2 separate regions of the Homo sapiens genome follow, and region 2 is linked to region 1. A link is an interaction called in ENCODE POLR2A ChIA-PET data of the cell type or tissue named here. Cell type or tissue: PC-9. All regions are shown on one strand. Links, peaks and the distances in the headings refer to the core of each region. The heading gives the core; the rest is flanking DNA.

Region 1 (5,391 bases), core at 334-5,333:
ACTGATTTTCTTGGAGTTGACATAAGGTGTAAGACCAAGGGGTCACTGATTTTCTTGGAGTTTATATAAGGGGTAAGACAAAGGGGTCATTGATTTTCTCAGAATTGATGTAAGGTGTAAAAACAGTCACTTCTTTTGCTAGAGGGGATTCTCTGCATGACAGAAGCACAAGAAATGGTGAAAGTTACAGAACACATCCAAACTATCATTATGTTTCATGTGTAGGAACTGATGTTCACCTGTGTTGCCTTAGCATGTGGAGGAGCACCGTATGTATGTGTCACTAATTCTTCTCTTCAGTATTCACCTAGCTCATATGACAGGCAGTGCTGTTTGTATAAGCTGCAGCCATTCTCCCATCTACGAATGGTCAAAGCCAATTCTCTCTATAGAAGCTGAAATGCCAGATACTTATGTTTCCAGCCTTCCATGCAAATAAGCAAGGCAATATGATACAATCCTGGCCAATGGAACTTAGGGAAATTCTATCTGGGAAACGTTGGGGTAAGATTTTCCTCTCCAGTAGAAGTGAGGGGTTCGTGGGGAGAAGCCCATTCCTGCTCTGTATATTATCATGGAGGCTATGATGCCTAAGGCTTTGGCAGCATCTTGAGACCACAAAGGGAAGCCAGGAGAACTGAAGAGATGTTGCCCAGAGATCTAGTGTAATTGAGGTGCGAAATACCAGATTCCTATCTCGAGAATTTTTGTGTTTAGAGACTCATTTACAAACACTGATTGTTTAGGCCACATGTAGACATGTATTCTGTTACGTGCAGCTGAAAGCATGCCAACTAAAAACCTATTTTCAGATTTCTTCTGGGGAAATAATTGAGTTCTTATGTTTCTGACTCTTCTCTCCAGCAGGTCATTAAAAGCCTAGAGTCCAGAAACTTCGTTAGACATTTTGAATTCCTCCATCCATTTACTTATTCATCCATTCAATCATTCATTATTTATTCAATCAATTCAATATGTATTCATCCAGTATGTGCCAATTCTTTTTTCCACTAATTGACTTTTGTGAGCTTTTAGAATCCTGCTCTAGCATCATGACCTTGAGGAAGTCTTCCTGGACGCCCACTTTCAGCTAAACAACCTTTCTCTGTGCATACTTAACAGTCACACGTAACATCTTTGGGGGGACCTCTCATGTTATATTGAAATAATTTACCTGTATATCTTTCCAACCACAGTGTACTTTTTTTAAATGCAGAGACTAATTAGTAGTCCACTTCCCTCCTTCCTTCCTTCCTTCCTTCCCCTTCTCCTTTTTCTCCCCCTTCTCCTTCTCCTGATCCTCCTCTTCTTCCTTAAGTTTGCATTATAGCAAACTTCTTAGCTATCAATGAGTATTCAAAACTCTTTGTAGACCAGACAGAATTAACGGACAGAGACTATGCCTTTTAGCTTTGCAATCCTAGTGCATGACCCAGAGAAAGTGCTTTGTAAGTGTTTGCTGAATAAAAAATAATTGTAATTCAGGAGAATATATTTTATTGAAATGACCAACTGGACCTAAGAATCATTTTGGAAATGGGTCAGTGCCATCTTATGTAGCATTAGGTAATAGTGGTGTATCACAAATATGTATTAAATAAATAATTTATGCCCATATTGCATCCAGAATTTCAAATGTAAAATTTTGTGTGGTGTGAAGTATGGCTCCATCCTGATTTTTTTTCCAAATTGGCTACTTAATATCTCTGCCTTATTTTGTGAATATTCCCTCCCTGACATTTTGAAATATCAACTTCATCATATACAAAGTAGTCATAATAAGTGGGTAATTTTTTGGAATCTTCAGTTGCCTTTCAGTTGCCTTGCAGCTCACACAGTATCTATAACTGTGTATACATTTGTCTTCCTTTTATTTTAGATCTTTTTCAATAATTTTTAGACATTTAACTATCCAGATAAACTTTGGGCTCAAATGTTAAGCTTCATAAATATCTCAAAATTCTCTCTTAAAGTTGAGGTAATATTTATAGATTATGCCATGCAATATGGCACAGCAAATAAAAGCACTGTTTTGCAGTCCACTGCCCAGAACTAAAATAATGACTTTATAACTTTTTAGCCTATGATTTTTGCCTAGTCAATGAATCAGTTTCTTCATATGCAAAAATGAAAATAATATCTATGCATAGAGTTGCTAGTTAGATTAAAATAAGGAAATTCATATAAAATATTGATCCTAGTGTCTGGCACAAGGAAAGTATGTAACAGGGATAATTAGATATTTAATGTCCCAGCATTATTCTAGTAACTTTTCACAATCACATCAGACTTGGGTAGAGAAGAGAAGTGTTTATCTTGACTTTTCCATTCAGTTGTTTTCAGGAGTAAAACTTGGAAAATGTAGCTCATTTTATTTATTTGTCTATATATATATAAGGAGAATTATAACATTGGTCTGTCCTACTCACAGGTGACTTAAAAAATCCAAGGAAGTGATAGATGTAGAAATGTTTTCTCCAATGAAAAGGATCACAACTGTATGAAAACAGTAATTACAATGCTCACAACTGTTGAGATTGTACCTAGAAGGTCAAGTCTTGAGGGTTGCATGAAGGAATTGCTACTGGATTTTGATCTTTAAATGGCCCTCTTTAGTTGCAATATATTTGGGATTATAGAATATAAAACACCTTTGGAATATGTATGTTTTATAACTAGGAAATATGTCTTAGGATCCAAAGACAGACATAACTTATGCATTGCCACATTAAATTGACCTCAGCATCCTCATCTGCGGTATTTTTTAAAAGGTATTAACCTTGAAGCATTAATGGTTAAATCTCCAATAAAGATGCAAATGATTAATAGAACAATGCAGTAGGGAAGTTTTCTTTTGCTGTACATGACTCACCATTTATGGGAAAGACTTTGTAACATGTTTACCTGCTGGGGACTAGTCAGATTCACCTTGAACAATGAGGAAATATCAAAATCCCTTGTGTTTGTGCCAGAAAATAAGCATATCATTATCTAAAACTCTTTGTGACCATTTCGCTCTGACATTCTATCACTGCATTCTGTAGCAAAGACCCTGAAACATGTCACTTTTCTGTAGACCAGTGTGACAGAATTTGAACAGGCCTGACACAAGTGTTGTGACTTGTGATATGGTTTTCTGGTTAGCTGGTAGCTAGCACATAGGTAATGATATGGCTTTAAAGTTAGATTTTTAAAACTACTTTTGATTTGTGACCATGAAAGAGCAACTCGTTTTCAGCCAGCTTTTTGAAATTTTTTGCTAGTTAATCTAAAGGAGGTTACTCTTAATTAAATGTGAATAGTGATTTTTAAGGGCACTTAACGACGTGTAAGTAGCACCTAGTAAGCACATCAAAATCCTACACTGTCACAAGTTGCCATCGCAGATACTTACTCAGAACTTTCTTAACCCAAATATTGGACTTTTTAAGAGTTGAGGATCAAGGGCAATTCGGGAGGGGAGTGACATTTGTATAAAAAGAATTGACATTACATATTTTTTAGAAATATGTATTTATTGAATGACAAATTAATTTTATAATATTGGTGGACCTATAAAATAGTTCTATTCAAACCTATTTTCAAAAGTAAAATTCTTTTTAAAATTTGAAAAATTTCAAACAAATCTGTATCTGAACAAATGTCGACCCTTCTTTATATTGAATATCTGAACCATAAAAGTTAGTCTAACCTGAATAATTAGTTTTGGATTATATTTATCTACTTTGAACAATTTCTTAGCCATTTGTGTCTTCAAAACCATGCCATAGTATCTTTCTGAAATTTAAAAAATATGGTCTTATCTTTAATTTTAATAAATTGTCTCTAATCCTCTTCCAAGTTTCATTGTAAAGTTATAATTTTGAAATTTGACACATTCAACTGACACATTTCTATAGACCCTATTTTTTAAATTGTGAAAACATTCTCTATGGCTGCTGAAGTATTTGGTAGGATTAGAACAAATTCTACTGGCAGAAGATACTCTTAATAATTTTCTTCATACTGAAAAGTGTACATATTTCACATCAAATAGTGTCCCAGTTCCTATCTTTGCTTCCATTCATAGCACCTTTCCTCCTTCAATCTTTTATTAGAACTTGTACGTCATTTACATTTTTCTCATCATTCAGGTCTTTCCTTTCTCTTGCAGGGACAAAGGTGAATGTCCTGTTATTTGCAAGCTTTTTTTTTTTTTAATAATTACAACTTGTTAAGAGCTTCAAAAGCTGCAGGGTTTTTTGTTGTTTATTTTTGGGCAGAGGGCGCACTCCACTTGCTACCTTGATTAAAGATTCCCAACCAATTCTGAATAAAATATGAGCAAATTTAGAGACCTGTTTACAAAAAGTTTAATGGCATTGCAGGGCACTTAGATTGATGTGCAGAATAGTTCTGAATAAATCAAAAATTTCTAAAATCTGATCAGAGAAGAACAAAGAATGTAGACACACACACACACACACACACACACACACACTGATTATAAAAATATTCAACATTAGCTTTGTCAAAAATTTTGTAATTTAGTTACTTAAGATGTTTATATGTATATCTGTATGTTTTGACAATGACGGATTTTATTTTGATTGGCAGATTATTTCAGCTTCTCTGAATTTTATTGTTAATTTTGTTTATCTCACAAGAAATTCCAAGGACAGTCTGTTCCATAGATTTCTTAATTTTGTATTTACATTACATCACAAACACATAATTTGATCTTTGATATTGAACTTTTAATTGAATTTTCAATTCATTTTAACATTCAATTAGGTTTACTTTGATTCCATAAAATGGAAAAACAAAAATTTATTATTGAAATTAATCTGACTTCCTATTTTTAGGATTTTTTAATGAAACTGAAATTATTTAACTCTTTATGAATTTCTTCTGCTAGTAAAACCAACATATTAATAATTATAGTTTTACACTTGGTACAGGTTCAAAAATACTTAATTTTAAAAGTGAGTACAATTAATTTAAGGAATAATTTGATCTAACTGCAAAGTCATGCTCTGTAGAGTGATTGTAATCTCACTGTCTACCACATCATATGTTAAATCATACTTGGCAGGCACTTCCTTAAAATAATTTTGAAATAGATACTGATGTTTCTTCAGCACAGTTGATCTTTCAGTTTCCCTGTGGTTACTAATATTACAACAACATGTATGGTAAAAGAAAGCATTGAGGAGTATTTTTTGCCACGTCATGATTCATTTTCTTGAAAAACAGAAATTTACACTTTTCATTAATTAACTATACTTTTTGGTTTTTGATGTTAATATGATTAATAGCAAAAGAAAACTGTTATCAAATAAAATCTTTAAAAAAAATCTGTAGAGTTGCATTACATAATAAATGGCATCTTTTTTTTTTTTTTTTTTACAT
Region 2 (5,391 bases), core at 294-5,293, 270 kb after region 1:
AAAAAATCCAGAGTTCTTACTAAAAGGAAAAGAAAAAACTATACTGTGTTTTGTGTATTCTAAATCATGTACTTTTCAGATTTTAGCATCTTTTGTATCAGAATGCATCTTAAAATTGCTGCTAGCCAGGTGGTGGCAATTGCGATGTAGTTGCTACTGGGGTCACATGTGGGCTCAGAGTTGTACACATTATCACCACTTTAGTTCATTAGGTTATATGATTAGTATTACACATACTGAGTTTAACTGCGTTTAAAATATATTTGAAGAGATGATTTTATGATTCCATATTAAAACAAAAATCTATTTGTGTGCACAAAAAGGCAAAAAATAAGAGCAGTAAGGCAGTAATTTGACATCAATGAAGCAAATAGTCTTCATTAGAGAATTTACCACCAGCATCAAAATCTGCAGAATGGTGTCAACAACTTGGAAGGAAATATCATGGGAAATAGTAGAGAACTCTTCTTAGAAATGGTGCATTACCATCAGATTAAGTGGCCCGGATGGAAAAGCACAGCCATCTGTGACTCTGGGCTGAAAAGTGATCAAAAGCAATGAAAGGCTTTAGGAACAAAACAAAACAAAAACAAACAAAAAGCAACAGCAAAATCCCCTCCGTTCAAATCCTGACTCTGCTCTTATTCATGATTCCATTTTGCTAGGACTTAGTTTCCTCTGTTGGAAGAGGAATATTCATAGCATGTACCCAGCAGGGTTGTTATAAAAATAAATTCAAAAGAGGCTGTGGAATGAAATGACTTTTAGTTGCAAGTATTATAAACATATAGACTTTTTGCAGAGCTCATTGTTCACGTGGCTGGTTTTTGTTATTCTTTTTTCCTGAGGCTATGAACTCCTTGGGGGCAGGGATGGTTGGTTAGCATTCAGCTCCCCATTGCCAATGTGTGACAGGCAGCCCATAGTTCATCAGTAAAAACAATGTGCCTGTGCCTAATGTTTTGCTGCTGTTGTTATCACTGTTGTTTTTAAAACCTATTTTGATGCTCACTGCCTCCCTCTGCTATAAAGCAAGTATTGGAATTGGTACTTGAAGTATAAGGAAGCACACAGAGAAGTCTGGTGATTTGTCTAAATCACATGGAAAGTTAGAATTGAGTGCTATCATGGGCCTGATATATTTTCGAACTGGGTCAGGACTGGCTCAGTCATGAGGGTGGGTCTGAGCCAGCCAGTGGGCTTCTTGGTACATCCAGCTCTCAGAAGCCGTCGGGGGGCGAGGGGGAAGGTTGGGAGAAAGGCTGGGCCTGTCCCCAGCTGTGCGCTAGAAACAATTATATGGAGCAATCTCCTGAAAGAGGCCAAGGCTACCCTGTGGCAGAAAGGAGCCTGAACATGTAAACATCTGTGAGGGCGGGGGTGCCTGGAAAGAGCTGCAGGAAGGGGAGCATGTGAGGCCCAGTGGGAAGGAATGTGAGAACTCCAGGGCCTCACCAGGATGGGGCTGGAGGATGGGGAAGTCACTGGGGAGGGTGTGCAAATTGCTCCCTGCAGGCCAGGATGGAAGAGAGAATGATCCTGTGGAAAGGGGGTGATTAGGACATCCCTCATGGAAGATGGAAAAAATGAGGGACACCTTTGAATCTACCCAGTGTACATGCAGGAGAAGAGCAAAAGAGGGGCCCACCTGTTTAGAAGTTGTGCTTCCTTTGAGAAGTGGAGCCATGATATCTGGCATTGAACGGCACCCTTTCGAGCAGAAAGCAGACCTGAGTTTGAATTATAGGTTTACCATTTACGAACTGTGTGATTTGAGAAATGCCATTTTTTTCTCCCCATTCTCCAGTTTCCTCATTAGTAAAGTGGAGCTGAAATGCTGAATTGGTAGTACTGTTGTCAGGGCTAAGTCAGATAGCAGGTAAACATGCCCATTCAGCATCCAGTGCCCATTAAGTATTGGATATACATGTGAATAAAAATGCGAATGAACAGATGACCTAGTACACAGACAGACACTGATTTTTGAAGCATGATGGAGAAAGCTTCACTGAGGCCCTGGCAGGGGTAGTGGGGAAGACATGGCTGGAAGAGCATGGGACAGAGGAGGCAAATGCCCATGTTCTGTCAGGGGCACAGCTCCTAACATGCGGGGTGGTCTTGAAAAAGTGACCTTTCTTTTTTGAGCCTAAATCTTTTCTCCCATACAATTGATAGACTCTCTTTTTGTGTGTGGTTGGAGCTCAAGCAGCCACAATTGAGAGATTCTGCAATACATTTTTCCCACTATCAACCTAGCCCAGAGACACTATGAATTTATAATTAGTTAACTTGGAAAAACATAGAATAAAAATAAACAGTAATTGCGGTGCCCAACAACACAGACTAATTGGAACACATTTAGGGGAAAAAATTGGAATGTAAAAAGAATTCAAAATCATCTCCTATCAGGGTGATAATTCTCCATATGCCAAACCCAATTGTAGCAGACCGAGATAGACCTCTAAGGGTGCTCACACAGTCCAGAGAAAAGCACATTCTTCATGATGCTAAGCATTAACCCCAAATGTGGGCCAATAACCTAGAGATAGATAAAGAATGGCTCAATCTAAGGTATACCCTGTCAATATTTATGAACTGGAGGCCCCAGGAGGCAGTGCCTGTCCTGGCATCAGAGGGGTTTAAATCAAGGCATGAGATAGAGTTGGAGGGGATGGCCTTCTAGACTGAGCTTGTGAGTTGAAGATCCTAGTGGAAAAGTACTCAAATCAATGAAATAGTCACCAACTAATTTACAGATTTTTCAGAAATCATCCAGAAAGCATTCAGATGTATTTGCCATTGAAATAGTTGAATTAAAATGATTTTCTTGTTTAGAAATTGAATTAGCATTCACAGGCAGAAAGTTATTCAAAATTATTAACTCTATTCCAAAAAAGTTTAGCTAAAATCAAATATAAATATATTATAATGCAAACCTTATAATGCATACAGAGGCCAAGAACCCCTCAGGGGTACTGGGAAGTTAAATTCTCTCCTCGTCCCTGTATTCTAAAACAGACTAATTTTTTATCTTAATTTTAATGCCATATGCTATAGGGCCAAACTCCACAAGAAATATGATAGATTCAATATGTTACATTGTTTTGATAAAGAAAAAAGTAAAAACAGTTTATTGAGAGAGAAGTTTTTTACTTTTGCCAGCAAATTCTAGGATGGATTTATCCCACAGGCCTTCCAGACCTCAGAGGACAACCCTGTTCTCTTGCCACCTCATACATTACCCTGTGCCCTACACCATCTTGCCACACTTCACTTTGCTTTCTTCTTCCAAAGATTTCTTATAGCACCCATTCAGCAGGCAATCACAAGGTCCACATAGTCAGTTACAGATCCATTCACTCATTTGTTTTGAAAAAACCCAAAATGTGTTTTAGTGGAACATGCTAAACATTCAAAGATGAACAAGAGGGTGGTCTCCGCCCTCCAAGTGTCCACAAAGTCAAGGAAGCAAGAGAAGCCCAGATTTGCAGGTATTTTGTACAAGTCTAAGTCAAGGACGACCTTAGAAGGGACCCACCTTTTTCGTTTGAATTGTGTCTATCAGCTCTTTGAACTAAGAGTCTGGCTACTCAGCAGAGGCATTGTCCATGCAGAGACTGACGAGGAGGGTCCCTCTGCTACAAAGACACACCACTGCCTTAACCCGCCTCCCCCCACCCACAGCCTGCCATCCATTCACAAGCAGGGGGGCCGAGGGTTGAGGGGAGTGGGAGGCAGCCAGATAGCACTTACTGTGGGTTGCTCAGGAGTAAGATGGGGAGAGAGGTGTCTCTTAATCACAGCTAAGGAATTGAAGAAACATGGACCAAGGAAGCTAAGCCAAATAAGAGCCCCACCTACCAAACACACACACACACACACACACACACACACACACACACACACACACACACACACCCCTAATGGCATAAACAAGAAGAACCTGCAGCTGGTGTGAGGGGTGGAAGCTGAAAGCCAGGATAAGGAGGGTAGGCCCTAGAGGATCAGCCAGCAATGCCAAGGGTCATGGTGGGTTGTTATAAGCTCTTTTTGAAGGTCTGCAGGCCCTATTAAAAATCCAGGATCAAGGCAAATAAATGGTAAAAAAAATAAATAAATAAAAATAACGGTAGATTAATTGAATCAATATTTGGCTTTGCTTTAAATAATATAGGCTTGGGTTCTGCTTAGCCACATCCTTGCAGTGGCGTGTTAATTTCACCATTTACTACATGGGCCTTGGTTTCCTCATTGTACAACAGGTAACCATCCCATAAACGTAGGATCAAATGAGATCTTCAGTGTGAAAACACTTAGTAAATAGTCAAAACACTTTGCTATTCTTGAACCTATAATCATAATTGTATACAGGTGGAGATTTTTGTTTTCCGTGTCTTTAGGAAGTTTGTGAGTTATTTTGTTTGGTCCTTCATAATTAGAAATATATTCATCTTAAGCTTTATTTCTAGTTTTTAGATGTCAAACTAACCATTTTCAAAGCTGAAAGCAGCTCAGTCAATGCAAAGAATATGAACTTTGCAATTCTTCTGAACTGCTGATTTCTGCCATTTAAAATCTGTGTTACCTTAAATACGTCACTTATGCCTTCTGAATCTTGATGAATCTATAAAAGAGAATTAAAAATGTAACCTTCCCTATTTTAGGGTAAGACCACACTAGATTGATCAATTCTGAAAACTAAGAGAATTGTTATTTTTCTAGTTGGGTCTGTCCCAATGGCATGTTACTCACAGAATAGACCAGAGATTTCTTTTGCCCCAGCTTCTAGGCATATCAAGCACAACCCTTTAGCCATTTGTAAGGGAAAAGAAACACTGCCTTTTGTAAGAGAGCTCCTTGTGTGGCAGGCTGCCCGGCTCCCTGTCAGAACTCCCTCTGCTTATGTATAACTCCAGACTTGTATTGATATCTGCATGCGCATGTTGGCTCAGCTCCTCCTTCTCAGGCGATAGATTGCTTCTGCTGAAGCTGCCAATGCAATATTTTGAAAATAGACATCCATTTCTAGAAGAAAAAAGATCCAAATTTTTTTTTCTTTTTCACTTTAAAAATCATTATAATATTAGTGTCTTTCATGTCAACATGATTTCTGAAGCCGTTAAATAAGGCATTCCTGGGATGACCACCCAATGGTGTAGAGTAACATGTTTTGGGGCAAACTCTTCCTGCATTATAAAGAAGAGGGACAGGTGTACTCTGGAGCAGACTTTCCATTTATTGGTCTTATCTTTTTGTTATGGGTCAAATTGTGTCCCCCTAAAAGTCATATGTTGAAGTCCCAAGCTCTAGGACCTCAGAATGTGAAGTTATTTGGAAATAGGGTGATTGCATATGTAATTAGTTAGTAAAGATGAAGTCATCCTGGCACAG

The links. Peaks named below come from ENCODE experiments on the same cell type or tissue, not always from the same donor. Only the 100,000 strongest peaks of a DNase experiment are listed, where the experiment ranks them.
Region 2: POLR2A ChIA-PET joins it to region 1 with 15 read pairs; 2 of 35 experiments call an interaction of 5 or more read pairs at or near these places.

Annotation. Positions count from the first base shown.
Region 1 is chr2:12,695,304-12,700,694 of GRCh38, reverse strand. LOC124905974 (a long non-coding RNA gene) reads left to right here. Exons shown (of 2, transcript XR_007086222.1): 2 at 1-2,831. Among named protein-coding and RNA genes, the nearest start is that of TRIB2, 19 kb to the left of the region's middle. In PC-9, for the core only: no CTCF peak of the experiment used is centred there; a DNase peak (open chromatin) is centred at 2,874; H3K27ac peaks cover 508 bases.
Region 2 is chr2:12,424,504-12,429,894 of GRCh38, reverse strand. The region is part of intron 4 of MIR3681HG (MIR3681 host gene); the gene reads right to left. Among named protein-coding and RNA genes, the nearest start is that of MIR3681, 230 kb to the right of the region's middle. In PC-9, for the core only: no CTCF peak of the experiment used is centred there; no DNase peak of the experiment used is centred there.